Regions from separate parts of the Mus musculus genome. Here region 2 is linked to region 1. Evidence: chromatin loops called from intact Hi-C (ENCODE). Cell type or tissue: left cerebral cortex. All regions are shown on one strand. Links, peaks and the distances in the headings refer to the core of each region. The heading gives the core; the rest is flanking DNA. Region 1 holds the start of Mindy2 (MINDY lysine 48 deubiquitinase 2). Region 2 holds the start of Sltm (SAFB-like, transcription modulator).

What was found. Hi-C counts contacts between places; a loop is a spot of excess contacts. Peaks named below come from ENCODE experiments on the same cell type or tissue, not always from the same donor. Only the 100,000 strongest peaks of a DNase experiment are listed, where the experiment ranks them.
Region 2: it touches region 1 in a loop (9-fold over the local background); 2 of 42 quality-filtered maps call a loop at or near these places.

What each region holds. Positions count from the first base shown.
Region 1 is chr9:70,653,631-70,661,965 of GRCm38, reverse strand. It overlaps Mindy2 (MINDY lysine 48 deubiquitinase 2), which reads left to right and starts at 4,792. Exons shown (of 9, transcript NM_172772.2): 1 at 4,792-5,693. The coding sequence starts at 4,920. Gm31872 (a long non-coding RNA gene) reads right to left here and starts at 4,295. Exons shown (of 3, transcript XR_379591.4): 1 at 3,754-4,295. In left cerebral cortex, for the core only: a CTCF peak has its summit at 4,525; DNase peaks (open chromatin) are centred at 4,215, 4,692, 5,653 and 7,372; H3K4me3 peaks cover 4,307 bases; H3K27ac peaks cover 1,430 bases.
Region 2 is chr9:70,539,357-70,547,691 of GRCm38, reverse strand. It overlaps Sltm (SAFB-like, transcription modulator), which reads right to left and starts at 4,977. Exons shown (of 21, transcript NM_025690.4): 1 at 4,611-4,977; 2 at 3,635-3,722. The coding sequence starts at 4,772. In left cerebral cortex, for the core only: no CTCF peak of the experiment used is centred there; DNase peaks (open chromatin) are centred at 4,542 and 4,966; H3K4me3 peaks cover 2,632 bases; H3K27ac peaks cover 1,609 bases.

The DNA.
Region 1 (8,335 bases), core at 305-8,304:
CTTGAAGTCCTAGTCAGAGCAATTAGACAACAAAAGAAGATCAGAGGGATACAAATTGGAAAGGAAGAAGCGAAAATATTACTATTTTCAGATGATATGATAGTATATATAAGTGACCCCAAAAATTCCACCAGAGAACTCCAAAACCTGATAAACAACTTCAGCGAAGTAGCTGGATATGAAATTAATTCAAATAAATCAGTGGTTTTTCTCTACACAAAGGATAAAGAGGCTGAGAGAGAAATTAGGGAAACAATACCCTTCACAATAGTCACAAATAATATAAAATACCTTGGTGTGACTCTAACTAAGCAAGTGAAATATCTGTATGATAAGAACTTCAAGGCTCTGAAGAAAGAAATCAAAGAAGATCTCAGAAGATGGAAAAAATCTCCCATGCTCATGGATTGGCAGGATTAATATAGTAAAAATGGCCATCTTACCAAAAGCAACCTACAGATTCAATGCAATTCCCATCAAAATTCCAACTCAATTCTTCACAAGAGTTAGAAAGGGCATTTGCAAATTCATCTGGAAAAACAAAAAAACCTAGGATAGCAAAAAGTATTCTCAACAATAAAAGAACTTCTGGTGGAATCACCATCCCTGACCTCAAGCTGTATTACAGAGCAATTGTGATAAAAACTGCATGGTACTGGTTCAGTGACAGATAGGTAGATCAATGGAATAGAATTGAAGACCCAGAAATGAACCCACACACCTATGGTCACTTAATCTTTGGAAAAGGAGGTAAAGCCAGGCATGGTGGCACACTCCTTTAATCCCAGCACTCAGGAGGCAGAGGCAGGTGGATTTCTGAGTTCGAGGCCAGCCTGGTCTACAGAGTGAGTTCCAGGACAGCCAGGGCTACACAGAGAAACCCTGTTTCGAAAAACAAAAACGAGAGAGATAGAGAGAGAGAGAGAGAGAGAGAGAGAGAGAGAGAGAGAGAGAGGAGCATTGTCAATAAATGGTGCTGACTCAACTGGAGGTTAGCATGTAGAAGAATGAACGTTTTTATCTCCATTCTTATCTCCTTGTACAAAGCTAACTCCAAGTGGATCAAGGACCTCCACACTGAAACCAGAGACACTGAAACTTATAGAGGAGACAGTGGGAAAGAGCCTTGAACATATGGGCACAGAGGGAAAATTCCACAGAACACAAATGGCTTCTGCTGTAAGATCAAGAATTGACAAGTGGAACCTCATAAAATTGCAAAGCTTCTGTAAGGCCAAGGACACTGTCAATAGGACAAAAAGGCAACCAACAGAATGGGAAAAGATCTTTACCAATCCTACATCTGATAGAGGGCTAATATCCAATATATACAAAGAACTCAAGAAGTTAGGCTCCAGAGAACCAAATAACCCTATTAAAATGGGGTACAGAGCTAAACAAAGAATTTTCAACTGAGGAATATCGAATGGCTGAGAAGCACCTAAAAAAATGTTCAACATCCTTATTCATCAGGGAAATGCAAATTAAAACAACCCTGAGATTCCACCTCACATCAGTCAGAATGGCTAAGATCAAAAACTCAGGTGACAGCAGATGCTGGTGAGGATGTGGAGAAAGAGGAACATGCCTCCATTGCTGGTGGGATTGCAAGCTGGTACAACCACTCTGGAAATCAGTCTGGTGGCTCCTCAGAAAATTGGACATAGTACTACCAGAAGATCCAGCAATACCATTTCTGGGCATATACCCAGAAGATGCTCCAACATGTAATAAGGACACATGCTCCACTATGTTTATAGCAGCCTTATTTATAATAGCCAGAAGCTGGAAAGAACCCAGATGTCCCTCAACAGAGGAATGGACACAGAAAATGTGGTACATTTACACAATGGAGTACTACACAGCTATTAAAAGCAATGAATTTATGAAATTCTTAGGCAAATGGATGGATCTGGAGGATATCATCCTGAGTGAGGTAACCTAATCACAAAAGAACACACATGATGGTCACTCACTGATAAGTGGATTTAGCCCAAAAGCTTGGAATACCCAAGATACAGTTTGCAAAACACATGAAACTCAAGAAGGAAGACCAAAGTTGGATACTTCATTCCTTCTTAGAAGGGGGAACAAAATACCCATGGAAGGAGTTACAGAGACAAAGTCTGGAGAAGAGACTGAAAGAATGACCATCCAGAGACTGCCCCATCTGGGGATCCTTCCCATATACAACCACCAAATCCAAACACTATTGTGGATGCCAACAAGTGCTTGCTGACAGGAGCTGTCTCCTGAGAGGCTCTGCCAGTGACTGACAAATACAGAAGTGGATGCTCACAGGATCCCCAATGAAGGAGCTAGAGAAAGGACCCAAGGAGCTGAAGGGGTTTGTAGACCCATAGGAGGAACGATAATATGAACTAACCAGTACCCCCAGAGCTCCCTGGGACTAAACCACCAACCAAAGAAAACACATGGTGGGACTCATGGCTCCAGCTGCATATGTATCAGAGGATGGCCTAGTCAGTCATCAATGGGAGGAGAGGCCCTTGGTCCTGTGAAGGTTCTATGCCCCAGTATAGGGGAATGCCAGGGCCAGGAAGCAGGAGTGGGTGGGTTGGTGAGCAAGGGGAGGAGAGAGGGGATATGGGGTTTTCGGAGGGGAAACCAGGAAAGGAGATAACATTTGAAATGGAAATAAATAAAATATCTAATAAAAAAAGAAAAAGAAAAATCTCAATGGTGATGGCAGGAATTATTGCTTATGGATCAACATGAACTCCAAAATTCAACACTCAGAAAAAACTTTCCATTATCTTTTCTAACTTTTCCAGTTTTCAGGAATTGCCGATCTTGCTTGGCATGGTGGCACATGCCCTTAATTCTAGCACTTGGGAAGCAGAGGCAAGCAATTTTCTGAAAGTTTGAGTCCAGCCTGGCCTACATAACAACTTTCAGGCTAGCTACACTACATAGTGAGACCCAACCTCAATTGAAAGAAAGAAAGAAAGAAAGAAAGAAAGAAAGAAAGAAAGAAAGAAAGAGAGAGAGAGAGAGAGAGAGAGAGAGAGAGAGAGAGAAAGAAAGGGAGGAAGAAAGAAAGAAAGAAAGAAAGAAAGAAAGAAAGAAAGGAAGGAAGGAAGGAAGGAAGGAAGGAAGGAAGAAAGAAAGAAAGAAAGAAAGAAAGAAAGAAAGAAAGAAAGAAAGGAAGATAACTTCCAGTCTTAAAAACACAGCGTTCACATCTATAATCTCAAAATTGGAGTGGGAGAAAAAGTACAAGAGGATTGCTGTGAATTCCAGGTCAGTTAGTCTAAGACACAGGGTGAGACTCTCAAATTGGAAGAGAGGCAGAGCCAGCCAGGGCTACAAATTGAGACTCTGTCTCAAAAAACAAAAGTGAAATAAGATAAGCAAAGTAGTAGAGGGCTCTGTAGAGTGTTTGTCATACATGAATTGAGCCCCAGCCCTAAAAAAAAAAAAAAAAAAAAAAAAAAAAAAAAAAAAAGGAAAGGGGGGGGAAGAAAAGAAAGGAAGGGAGGAGAGAGTTGGAGGTGGGAAGAAAGAGGGAGAAGTCGAAGAGAGTGCCGAGAAAGAGATCATCATTTCTGAGAAGATAATAGTGATATTTTTAGTGTGAAACACAGTATTCAGTAACATGCTTGGTGCTAACACATGAATGAGCAAAATAATGCATTAATTTGTCTACTTTTCTAACCAGTAGCAGGACAGAAGTGTAACAATCCATGATGCACCATATATTTGTATACCTGATACTAAAGGAAGACCCACCTGTCTTGTTCATTTTTATATTCTCAGACAACTTTGAAGAGGGAAGGGTCCAGGAAAAAAAAAAAAAACAAAAAAAACAAAAAACCAAAAAACAAAAAAACCAAAAAAAAAAAAAAAAAAACACCCCACTTTTCCAGAGCAGGTTAGATGATCTATATCCACTCTTGCCAATAAATAAGTAAGTAAATAAATAGAAAAAAAAAGTTGCAGGCAACTCTGTCCATCCTCTATGCAGATGTCAAGCCCTGATGAGAAGTCAATTCTAATTTTAAAAGTCATTTTTTCGGGAAGCAGAAGCTTCCCACTCTGTGCAAAGAGAAGCCAAGTGAACAGAACCGCAAAGACTTGGCTTGCTTCAAACGCAAACTGATTTATTATTATTGGACCAAATTTACCCTCTCGCCTGGGGCGTAGGCCAATATCCACAACCTCATTGAACCTCCGGCAAGGCAAACCAGTAGCTGGTTGGGAGCGCAGCGATTCTCAGCCAAAACCCAGGGAGAGTTGTCCCTGTACTGCGCAGTCTTCCAAAAGCCTCCAACAGAACTCGCCTTTCAAATTTGCATTTCCTAAGAAATGCTTCCAATTCTCAACATTAAAAGCTAAAAAAAAAAAAAAAGAAAAGAAAAAGCCAGCTCTCCCGAGGCCTTCAGGGAATGGCTGTCTTCCAATGCTACTACCACTTTCGGGGTCCACCAGGCTCAAGCCCAAAGTAGACCACACTCCCTACAAGCCTCAGCCACTGCCTTTAAAGTAACCGCGCGCAGCGGGGATGCCCCGGAGTTCAACTTCCGGCAGCACACACAAGATTATTTTCCTAGTGGCGCTGCGGCTCTCCGAGCCGCGCCCCTGACCACGCCCTCAGCCACGCCCCTGGCCTCGCTCTGCCTTCCCTAGCCTGAACGCGCGGGAGGGGCGTGGCCTCGGGGGAGAAGCGCTCCCCGAGTGGGTCCGGGCGCTTCAACGAGCGCAGTCACGCGGAGGCACGCTCCGAGCGGGCGGGCGGGGGCACGCGCGCGCGCTCCCGCCGCCCTCTACGGTGACGTGCCTGGCCGAGGCCGCGCTAGGGCGCTGGAGCTGCTACAGAGCGGCTGTCATGGCGTCGGAGGCGCTTGCTGAGGAGAGCCGGCCGCGGTGTCTATAGGACCAGGGGCGGGCGGCCGGGGATGGAGAACAGCCCTGACAGCCCACAGCCTCTGGAACTAGGGGTGGCGGCCGGGCGAGTGTCGCCGCCGGAAGGGCGACGGCGCGGCGGGCGCGAGGCTGAGGATGGTCCCGCTGGACGCGCGGTGGACAGCGGCGGGCAGGGGGCGGCGGCGGCGGCAGCGCGGAGCAGCCTCGGGGACCCGACGTCCCCCTCGCAGCTCGGATGCGGCGCGGGCTCGGACTTGAAGGACGGCGCGTCGTCGAGCCCTGCCGCCTCGGAGGTGCCTTCAAGAGGGCAGCACAAGGTGACCGCCTCCCCGGAGCTGGCCGAGGCCGCGGCGGGCCGAGGGTCGGGGCCAGTGGGCGACACGGGCACCTGCAGGGTGGAGCAGGCGGCGGAAGAGCCCAGCAGCACCGGCGCCCCGAGCAGCAGCTGCAGCGAGCCGAGCCCCCCTGGGGACTCGCCCAGCTTGGACTCCCTGGAGTCTTTCTCCAACCTGCATTCTTTCCCCAGTAGCTCTGAGTTCAATAGTGAGGAGGGAGCAGAGACCAGGGTCCCCGAGGACGTGGAGGAGGGCGCGGCGGGGCCGCCCAGGGCTGCACCTCTATGCAAAGAGGAGGAGGAGGACCCGGCTCAGGTGCTAGCGGCCTCCAAAGAACGCTTTCCCGGACAGTCGGTGTATCACATCAAATGGATCCAGTGGAAAGAGGAGAACACGCCCATCATCACCCAGAATGAGAATGGACCCTGCCCTTTGCTGGCCATCCTCAATGTTTTGCTTCTCGCCTGGAAGGTACACTCTGCAGCTTTCTACTTCCTACAGCTTGTGGGGTGGGGAGGGGCAAAATGGGGTGAGGAAACTGCTGTTTGTCAGCTGATGGCTTCCTTCCATTCATCAGACTCCTCCTTTTTTTTTTTTTTTTTTTTTGAGACAAGGTTTGTCTGTGTAGCTTAAACTGTCCTCGAACAGTTTAAGATCTTAATGCTACAGCCTCTAGAGTGCTAGGTTTACAGACATGCACCCCTATATCTAACAGTCTCTTATTACATGAAATTAATTCCAGGATTTCTTTATTGAAAGATTATTCATGTGGCAACATGTCAGGAAGAATTGCCCCCAACTTAAGGTCTTTTTTGTATTAAAAATTCAACATTCGGTTAAAGGTTGTAACTGATGGTTTACCTATAAACAAGCAGAATCCAGAGCACCCTGCACTTACATCTTCTGAGTATTTTTAGCTATATTTGCCTATATTATTCCTTACTGACATTATTACATATGCAAAACAGTGAAAATTGGAAACAGTGATTGATCTTCAGTTACTATCAATCTTATATTATGGAGTAAGTTTTAATGATTTTATCTGCGTGTTTTCTGGAAAAGGCTGTTTGTCCCACTGTGGTGTGGATGCATGAAAGAACAGTGATGGGAAAGATACAACTTTTTAGACAAATTCCATTTAAGGAAAAGCATTGGTCTGAGCCTACTTACCATAAATTACTTGTTTCCAAAGACAGTATTTTCATCTTGTGTATGATTTTTTGTTTTTGTTTTTACTTTCCTTGTTTCTTTGACTCTACTTCAAAGGTTTGGCATTTTTACTAGTAACTGTACATTAGAATGTTTGTTAAGGAAGCTAAAACTATTAACAACTAAAATAAGGAATGATAAATCTAAGGTCTTGGAGAACAGGAAGGGAAGGGCAAGTGTATTGAGGCCTCAGAATATAGTGTCATATTTAAGCTTGCAGTATCTGGGTTTTGAGAGGATGCATCTCAGCACCTGTTTTCAAATTGATGATTCCACTTATAGTTAAAATGCTCCCTAGAAGAAGAATAGTTTGAATTATGCTAACCAGTTATGAAGAACTATGATGGATAGTGAGGGAGAGATTCCAACACCAAATCTTGCAGCACTAAGTTGGGTATCCGGGGCTCCTGATGGAATCATCTGGGTTCCAGTCATCTGGATTAGTCTGTTAAGAAGTAAGCATGCATGCTAATGAGTTGGAAGATTATTTTGATTAACCTCTGCTTAAAGCATTCGAGGGCTTTTCTAGCAGAGAGTTCCAAACTTTTCCACATTCTTCCCACAAACCAGTTCAAGATGTCTAAGAGTTACATTGTCAGGTTTATCATTGCAAAGGCTCCATTCCTGAGTACCAGTTTTCTGGCATAGTTACTTTTCTCAGTGCTGTAACAAAATACCTGACAAAAGCAACTTAAGGTAGGGTTTATTTTCGCTCACAGTTTGAGGGTACAGACCATTAGTCGGGGAAGCCATGGAAGCTGGCACTTGAGACCACTGGTCACATTGCATTCATAGTCAGGGAGCAGAGAGACGACTGCTCAGTTTGATTCCTCCTTTTTATTTAGTCCAAGCCTGCAGCCCATGGAATGGTGCCACCCACATTCACAGTAGGCGGAGCAGTCACCATGGCCTGGATTACTTTGAGGATATATGAGCCTTGAATTGACTCTGAAAGGCAGATCCCAATTGTGTGACCACATGTTTGGGTTCTGGCTTTGTGGAAGACATTATACATGCAAAGACAGTAGAGTGCATCAGCCCTTCAGTAGCTCAGTATATGGTAAAGAGGCAGACATAAGGAGTAATTGTAGAGCGACATGAACAGGGCTCATAGTCTAAGGAAGTAAAAAATTATGTGGTGGTTGGGGGGGGGGCTGGGGATGGGGATCTCAGGGGAAGGCTTCAGAGATGAGAAAGGCAATCAGCTCTGAAGATAGAATGAGATGAGGCCTCTGAACAAAAGGGTGCATTTGAAGAAAGATCAGAGAGAGCTTGAAATGCAGTGGAGAGGAGAAAGAAAGGGTCATAACAAGAAGTAAATTTGATGGGTTTGGTTTGTCTGTGAAAAGTATCCACACTAATGAATTTGAAGATTATCTTGAAATCTGTGGTTCCCAGTCCCTTTTCTGCCTGTAGGCTATTTATGCCAACAAAAATCAGTCATCATTAATGATTGATAGGGTGATGAACGAGATAAGCAATGTCAGGTAGTATTCTCAAGGTGAGCCGGGTTTTCTGGAGGTCAAAACTGTTTTCCTAATAATACAAAAATGTTATTTGCCTTTTGGAAGTCAAAAGAGATTTCCAGGTTCTTTGATGGATGAGTGATGATTGAGGTTAAAAAGGAGAACAGAAGGGCATCTGCTATACACAACACATAGAAAGAAAGATTTGTCAGGTTATAATGTCTAAGAACTAGCTTCTGTGTGTGCATATGCATGTGTGTGTGTGTGTGTGTGTGTGAGCACACTCGCTTGCTCGCTCACTAGCACTCACTCATTCATGCATGTGTGTAGTGAGTGCACAAGCCCTCACCTATGTAGGTATGGAGACCAGAGGTCGGGGTTTTTTCTGTATTACTCTCATTGTTTCTTGTTTGAGGATTTTTGGAGACAGGGTCTCTC
Region 2 (8,335 bases), core at 268-8,267, 110 kb after region 1:
CTGTGCAGCTTAGGATTTGCACAGTTCACTTCAGAAGCGGACAACACTGAGGTCCTTTATTCTGTCAGAAGAATGGCTGATTAAATAAATCAATATTCTAGATGAGCTTTAAGCTGTCCAATCTTTTCATTAAATCTCATGCCGTCAACACTAATAAGATTTCTTTTCTGAAATGCATGCACAATCAACAGTTTATTTTAAATGAGTTCATAAATGGAAATAAACTCATAGCTTTCAGCATGTGACATGGAATACCTAGGACAACTGCCCTGCAGCAAAGTGCTATCCTGGCACAAACTGGCTACATACCATATTTGATATCATAGCTGAAACCCATGCAAGAATACCTTAGTGATAAACAGCATGTTTTAATGGCTGAAACAAATGAGCTAGCTCTGTGAAATGAAAATGACATACAATCCTGAACACTAGATAATATTCCAGCAAGGGTCAGGAGGCTTCCCAATGAAGCTCCAGTTTGGTAACAAATAAAAGAACAATGCAGTGAGCTGTGTGGTCTCAAAGCATACTTCACATAGTAGGTATACAAGGAAAAAGCACTGTGATCCTGAGATAACCTGGCAGACTATAAATGCCTGCTATAAATGCTTCCTACAAATATGCAAGTGAAACAGCAAGAAGTATTTTAGAAAGTAATAGTTACAAAGACAATAGCCTTCAAAATGTATTCAGTAAACATTTGAGCCCAGATTACTTGCCTCTGGCCATTAGAGGTGTAAAGATTATATCCTAGGCTTCACTGATCCTTGTATTACAGATCTTTCAGTTTGGCAGGCAAGGAAGAAGCAGCTGTGAAAATCTTGTGTTCACTCCACTCCACACTCCATTTTTTTTAGTGACTAACATTTAACACAGTATAAAGCAGTTAGTGGGCAGAATGACCGACCATGCACTGGGACTGAACGACTCAAACTGTGCTCTGTGGTTGATACTATACTATCCTAGTTGATAATTTTGAAAAGTTTTTTTTTTTTTTTTTTTTGGGTTTTTTTTTTTTTTTTTTTGGTTTTTCGAGACAGGGTTTCTCTGTGTAGCCCTGGCTGTCCTAGAACTCACTTTGTAGACCAGGCTGGCCTTGAACTCAGAAATCTGCCTGCCTCTGCCTCCCAAGTGCTAGGATTAAAGGCGTGTGCCACCACTGCCCAGCTGATTTTGTAAAGTTTTACAGAATAAAAATATAATATTATGTGTTATTTACTTACAAATATATAAAGTTTCAGATGTTTGTGCAAACCAAAAATCTACATTATACTTATTTCCATAGAGGGAAATCCTACATTTTTTTTAAAGCCTGTACGCACTGAAAATTAGTTTCAATACCAACTAAGCTATTATATTTAATTCTGAACTATACTGATTAAATACATAATTTGCTAAAGTTTATAGGAGGTTGAAAATCTAGAAGAAATCAGATACAGTATCTCTGAAACAAGGCAGGAAGGCATTATTAGCTCTACCTGTTTAACTGCTTTCTTAATACACACCCAAGTAATACGATAGTGACTCTCAACGGGAGAAGCTTTCATCTAGGTTACTTATTAAAAAGCTCCCAGGAAAGAGACTGTAAAAAAAACTGAGAACTAATCCATGACATAAACTATTTGATATTAGCTACATATTATTACAAATACCAGAGCCCACTACAATGTAATCCATACCATGGACTTGTGTCCTTCTAACTGTGTGGCTTAAACTCTATTCTATTCTATATTTAAGACTGTAAACTCCTTTTCCTCTAACCTATCTGAGCATAATCATTTAACATATTTCAGGTAGAGGAAGAACAGTAATAAGGACTAAACCCATGGCATGGCCCAGAGTTTTACCTTGAGACCAAACATACACTGTTTATGTTTTTTACATATATATTTAATTACATATATACCCAGAGCTACAAATATAAAACAAAATAAAAACTTCAAAATCAAACAATAAAAGCATGTATAAACTGAATAAATCAGATGGCATAATCAGTACTAAAATCATTAACTTGAAACGCAGCTTGTCTGCTATCACCAAATTATGTGAATCTGAAACCTATACAAAAACATGGTCATTCCTGACGTAAGTTTTTTGTTGTTGTTGTTTTTGTTTTTGTTTTTTGAGACAGAGTTTCTCTGTAGAGCCCTGGCTATCCTGGAATTCACTCTGTAGACCAGGCTGGCCTTGAACTCAGAATCTGCCTGCCTCTTCCTCCCAAGTGCTAGGATTAAAGGCATGTGCCACCACTGCCCAGTGACATACTTCTTTTTCACATGAAACAACTCCTACTTCACCAGAAGCTTCCAAGGTGAAAGGAATTTATCCCTCTAAATTTAAAAGCCTCAGGTCTTCAAGACGACTTAGTTAACCTTCTAAAATTGTATAGCCATATTGGCATTCCTATTGACCCAGGAAACTCTTATCCTTTTTTAATTTCTTCAGCACACACAGGGAACTCTTGAATCAAGAAATGTCAAATAGTAAGCTGACCAGGTCCTGAGTCATAGTGCTTAAGATCAAAATTGAAGATTCTCTTCTATAAAATTTAATCATCTTGGCTTTGGTTTAGTTTGGTTTTTGTGTTTTTGGAGACAGGATTTCTCTGTGTAGCCCTTGCTGTCTGGAACTTACTCTGGAGACCAAGCTGGCCCCCAACTGGATATCTGCCTGCCTCTGCCTCCCAAGTGCTGAGATTAAAAGTGTGTGCCACCACCACCTGGTCTATTCAATCATCTTATTCCCATCACAACTGTGTATAGATCGGGTACAGCAGTTAAGAAAATTATGTTCCTAACAAAATGACACAGAAGTCCATGACTTATTCTGCATGGAAACTATAGATACCAGGCATCAGACAGTTATTTGTCTACTCTCTGTGACAGTTTATGAGAAGCGGAAATTTGCAACTATTCAAATAAGATTATACTCACCAGATGTTTTTAATAACTAATTCCCATTTATTATCAAAATATTCATGTGAAAATTACCTTTCGCTATTCACATCAGATCATTCTGCCCTGGAAATACACAGAGCCCAATTTAAAAGCTACATTAAAAACCTAGTATCCCCATACCTTAAAACTTCTTTAAAGCTAATCAGTTGTGGGGTTTTTGCTTTTGTTAGTATGATCGATGAGGTCTTTTGAATTTCACTGAAAATTATTAGACTGCATAATGGAATAAATGGGAAATAAGCAGTATGTCAATTAAAACATTAAACAAAGGTTACAGATCTTGAATATACTAGAGAGAACAGCAAAGAGCCAAGGAAAGGTCTAGTGGGAATTTCACCAAAACTCTGCCAATTGTGGGGCAAGGTAGACATGGATCAAACTGTATTTCTTTCTTCAGATATTCCTACTATGAAGGATCGGTATGCAACTTAACTTTGTACCTTTCCCCAGAATCAATAAAGAACTTTCTTATTTTCTGGTCATCTTCAGCCGAATCTGAAAGGCTGCAAGTTACTCAGAGCCTGCTAACAGTAACTTTCTTCCTTGACCCAAGAAGGCAGAGTGCCAGAGGGAAATAGCAAAGAATAGCACTATATAAACAGGGCGAGTGGTACAAGAGCAGAGCCAAGTTATAGAACCAAAATATATTTTAAAATATGTTCAGAACTCGTAACAACCTTTGCCTTTGGTTGGTTTCTTGTTTGGAGTATCAGTTGAAACAGTTAATTCAATATTATCTGGATCGCCTCCTTCCTCTTCAATAGCCTACATTAGAAAGAGAAGTTAATATGCTACACAAACTATCTAAACTTATTTTATAAAAACTTAATGAAAATATATTACCAAACCTCCAGCCTCAAAACATTAGAATTGCCAGTTATTTTACAAACCGACTTCACAAACGAGTAATTATGCTACACAGAAAGGGGTGGAGGGTGTCATTGAGTATCGAAATGTCCTGGAACTTGAAATTCCACCCAGTCGATGGTTCCATGTCACATATACTGAACAAGAACCTAAATATGTTCTATTACAGAAAGTTTGTAGCTACTTAAATAAGGAAGAGTTTTCCTAACGTATTGCGTACACTTGTTCCCGTCTCCGATTCCAAGGCTTCACGCGAATAAACCTGAAAGCTTAACAGGACTGAGAACGTGGATGATTACGCTGATGCAATCAGAAATTAAGAATTAAAAATAAATCAGTTAAAAGCCTAGTGGGGAAAAAAAAAGATGAATCTTCCCTTCTCATCCACTCATCAACTCCCACTACGGATTTCTCTGAACAGGGGTGAAGAAACGGTTGGACACAATTAAACGGTAACTTCGGCCAAGTCAGCAAACTAACCATCGCCTCGGAGCCCGAGAGATGCACGCGCTGCGCACCGCCCGTAGGCCGGGGTACCCAGCGCCGCCCAGGGTCTGCAGCTCCACCCTCCGCAGGCCGCAGAGCCGATGGAGAGGGCGTCCCAGGGGAGGCAGGGGGCGCGACCGGCGGCGGCTCGCGAGGCCGCTGGAAGGCCAGGCTCCTCGCGGAGGCGCGGGCCCCGCGCGCCGGGCACGCACAGGCACCACCCGGTCCGCCCCGACCGCGGAAGCGTAGCACCTAAACGGCGCGGCCTACGCTGCCCTGCGCGCAGCGTCCGGGCCTCACCTGCTTCAGCCGGGAGACCAGTACCGTCTTGACCCCGTTGATGTCCAAGTTGCGGCGCTTCAGCTCGGACCTGAGGTCGATAACCCGCAGCTCCGTGATCTTCTTCCCTTCCGCCGGCCCAGAGGCGGCCGAGGCTACCACGGCCCCGGCAGCGGCAGCCATTTTGGGAAAGCAACGCGCTGCCGAGGCAGCTAGTGGGCTGCAGGGCGGCGGCGGCGGCGGAGGAGGAGGCAGCGGCGGTGGAGGCGGTGGCCGCGGCAGCACCAACTTCCAACCCGGGCCCCGGGCGGCCAGCGGCGCCGCGCTACGCTGCGCACAATGAGCCACTGACCACGCCCCCCCACGGGGACCACGCCCCCGACTCTGCTCCAGCGCAACCTGCAGCGGCACCCGGATGACGGGTGCGCGTGCGCACTGAGCAGGCATGGAGGGGGCGGAGCTCGCAGCGGACCGGTGGCTCGGCCTCTGGCGTGGTCCCGGGAAAGTCTCCGCGTGTCCAACCGCTCAGCTGTCCTCGGTACCACGGTTCCCGCCTCTCCATTAGCCTCCTTCTCCTCTCATCTCTTACCTAGAGCCATCGCCACTTGAGAGGCACCCCATAGTAGGGAGAGTAGGTGCGTCTCTTCACCGAAATGAGGGGGCGTGTGCGCCAGCCTTCCCGGAAGAAGTACGGAATCATCGTGGAAAGGTGGTCGGGGTATACTAGTGAACTTAGGTCGGCGGGTTCCGCCCCGGAACGCCCAGCGAAACCTGAGGCCGAGAGCCCAGGGGACAGTGTCACGCTGTGACCCCCTGAAGCTTAGCCCCTCTTTGCCTGAAAACTACCAGGCAAACGTCCTCTCCTCGTTTGCCTCAGCTTGCCCATCCCCTCCGACGGGCCTGATGGCTCAATGAAATTGTTCACAAAAGGAGAATAACTTAAAAGTATATGTTGCCCTGATCCTATACAGTATCCTCTGCCCTGCGCCGCCAGCATTTGGTATGTCAAGGACAGGGGCCACTTTATGGAGAAATAGCCCGCATAGTATCTCTTAGTAATTTTAATATTATTAATCATCACAGCGTAAATATCTATAGAATTAACACAAAGTTGGACAAAGTTAGGAAACACAGGGAACTGAATTAACATTTACTGGTGGGTGATGTTTTGTAAAGGCAAGGGTATGTTTTGTAGAGCGAGGTATAGAGCGGTGGGAGGGACTGCCTCATCCGGCTGATGCTGAGGCATCCCCACCCCAGGTACCATCCATAAGACTGGTCTAGTATAGAATAGAGTTTATTTGGGGGTATGGCAAGGGGAGCTGAGAAGGGAGTAGAGGCAGAGAAAGGGAGAAGACAGAAGAGAAGAGCCCGGCCAAGAACACGTGGAGGGGGGAGGGGAGAGGAAGAAAGGAGTCAAAGGGGGGGGGGGGACATTCCCATCCAGGCCTACCTGGCTGTTGCTAGGTAAGTGTTGGGCGGAGCCTAGAAGGAATGCTAAGGTGCTAACAAAGGTGGGGTTGAGGTTGTTTTGTTTTACATCTTTCTCCAGTTTCCTGGTTATAAAACTTAAATTGGACTGGGCAGTGGTGGGACATGCCTATCAGCACTAAGGGGAGAGAGGCTTGTGGATCTCTGAGATACACTACACTCCAGCCTGGTATCTGCAGAGTGACCCAGGACAGCCAGGGCTACACAGAGAAATCCTACCTTTATAAATAAATAAATAAATAAATAAATAAATGTGAGGTGTGCCTTACTTTGGGTTGCTACACACAGAGGAATCCTACCTTTATAAATAAATAAATAAATAAATAAATAAATAGTAAGGGTGAGGTGTGCCTTACTTTGGGTTGCTCTTTCTGAATCATTGGTTCAAATGGAGGAAAACTGGACGTTATAAAATCATACCTGGCAGTCAGTCAGTTCAGCATTTCTTTATGACTTTTAAGGAATTCTGGGATATAACAACCCCTTTAATTCTTCCCAGCTGCTAAAAGAGATTAAGTGACTTATAAAATATGGCTTACACATATGGCTTGTGTGTGCCAGTGCTGTGCTAATAATCTTAGATCTTCTGATTCCAAGTTCCACTCTCTTATACCACAAATTAGTTTGTCACACTCACCAAATTTTAGAATTCAAAAGATTCTTGATCTTCCATACCAATTTCATCCCTCCATATCCCTTCACAATAAATGAAGATGTTAAGATTTGCCTAAGGGCCAACAGCTATTGGCCATGGTTGCAGTAAAACCTTAGGTGTTATTCTATCATTGTTCTTATCTTGTCTTCTGGAGCAGCATCTGTGGATTCTCTTAGCCAGGGATCATATTACTAACTCCCAAGGTAATGATATAGCCAAAGGGAAGGAATTTTTATTCGGCTGTTTCCTTTTAAGAACAAAAGGGGGCCTCTAATAGTGAGTAAAATGAAGATCTATGTATTCTTATCTGATACCCTTGAGAAAGAAGCACTTTCCCAAATGCTGAGACTGCTTCCCTCAAATCAGGTAAAGAGTAAACAGATAGTCTTCAGTTCTCAGTGAGATACCTGCTCTGACCTCTTTGATAGCACAGCATGATGAAAGTAAAAGCAGAGAGACAAAAAGGACCAGAGAAGGGACACGCATGATGTATATTTATTATTTGGGTCCTGGCTCAGAGAAGAGGAGGACAGTAGTACAGAGACGACTGGAAGCAACTCATGAGCTTGTGTACTCCGTCAGTGTTAAGTGTGCACTAGGTTAGGATGTTGTAGAAAGTCCTAGCAGAGGTAAACAGTGTCATTCTGCCTGCAGTTTATTTGCAAATAATCGGAGAAAGAAAGAGAAAACCTGACACTGTGTTAGCCGTCACAAAAGACGGTAAGGGAAACAAGTGAGGTCCCCTGGTACTGTGTCAGACGGAAAGCAGAGGCCTGTGAGGGCTGGAGGTGATGCTCAAGGGTAGAGTGTGCTTCCCAAGCCTAGTTGAAGCCCCAAGCTTGATCCCCAGTGAGGCCAAGTGTGGACAGTTGCCCATGATATACTGGTCCACAAGACAGCACTTGCTAAGTATGCCTGCTGGCCTGAGTTCTATCCCAAAACTCTAGTAAAGGTGGGTGGAAGTAGAGAAGAGATTGCAAAATAAATAAATAAGGGAATGACAAACTAGGACCAGAAAAATGGCTCACCAGGTAACAATGCTTAAACCACAAACTCTGATGGCCTAAGTTCTATCCCTAGAACCCATATCCAAGGTAGAATGAGAGAAGCAACTCCTCAGCTGACCTCTGACCTCCAGGCATATGCTGTTGTAGCAAACAAATGCCTACATTCACACTTCTAATAGGAAAATGATATGACAATCTATATTTCTATACAGAGCCACTTGCTGCTTGGTGAGCCTTTAACACTTATGTTTTCATAAAAGCTCATCAGTAAACAAATCTATGTTCAGAAGGACTTGGTATCTTAAAAGGCAGACCTGGTTCTGGGGAGACAATGTTGCCTTATGAAACTCTTGTGAATACTGAAGACTTACACGGCAATCTGCCCACAGGAATCTTTACTCAGATGTCAAAACCTCTGATGAGCAAAACAATAAGTCAGAAAAAGATGCACGATTACAACTCTAGCCAGTGACACGAAGTAGATGACCGTAGCACCCTGAAAGGCTGTATTTGTAAAAAGTAACCCCTAGAAGTGGATTGAATGCTTGCATTATGGAAGAGAAGCATTAACAATGCCAATAAGCAGGCATAGT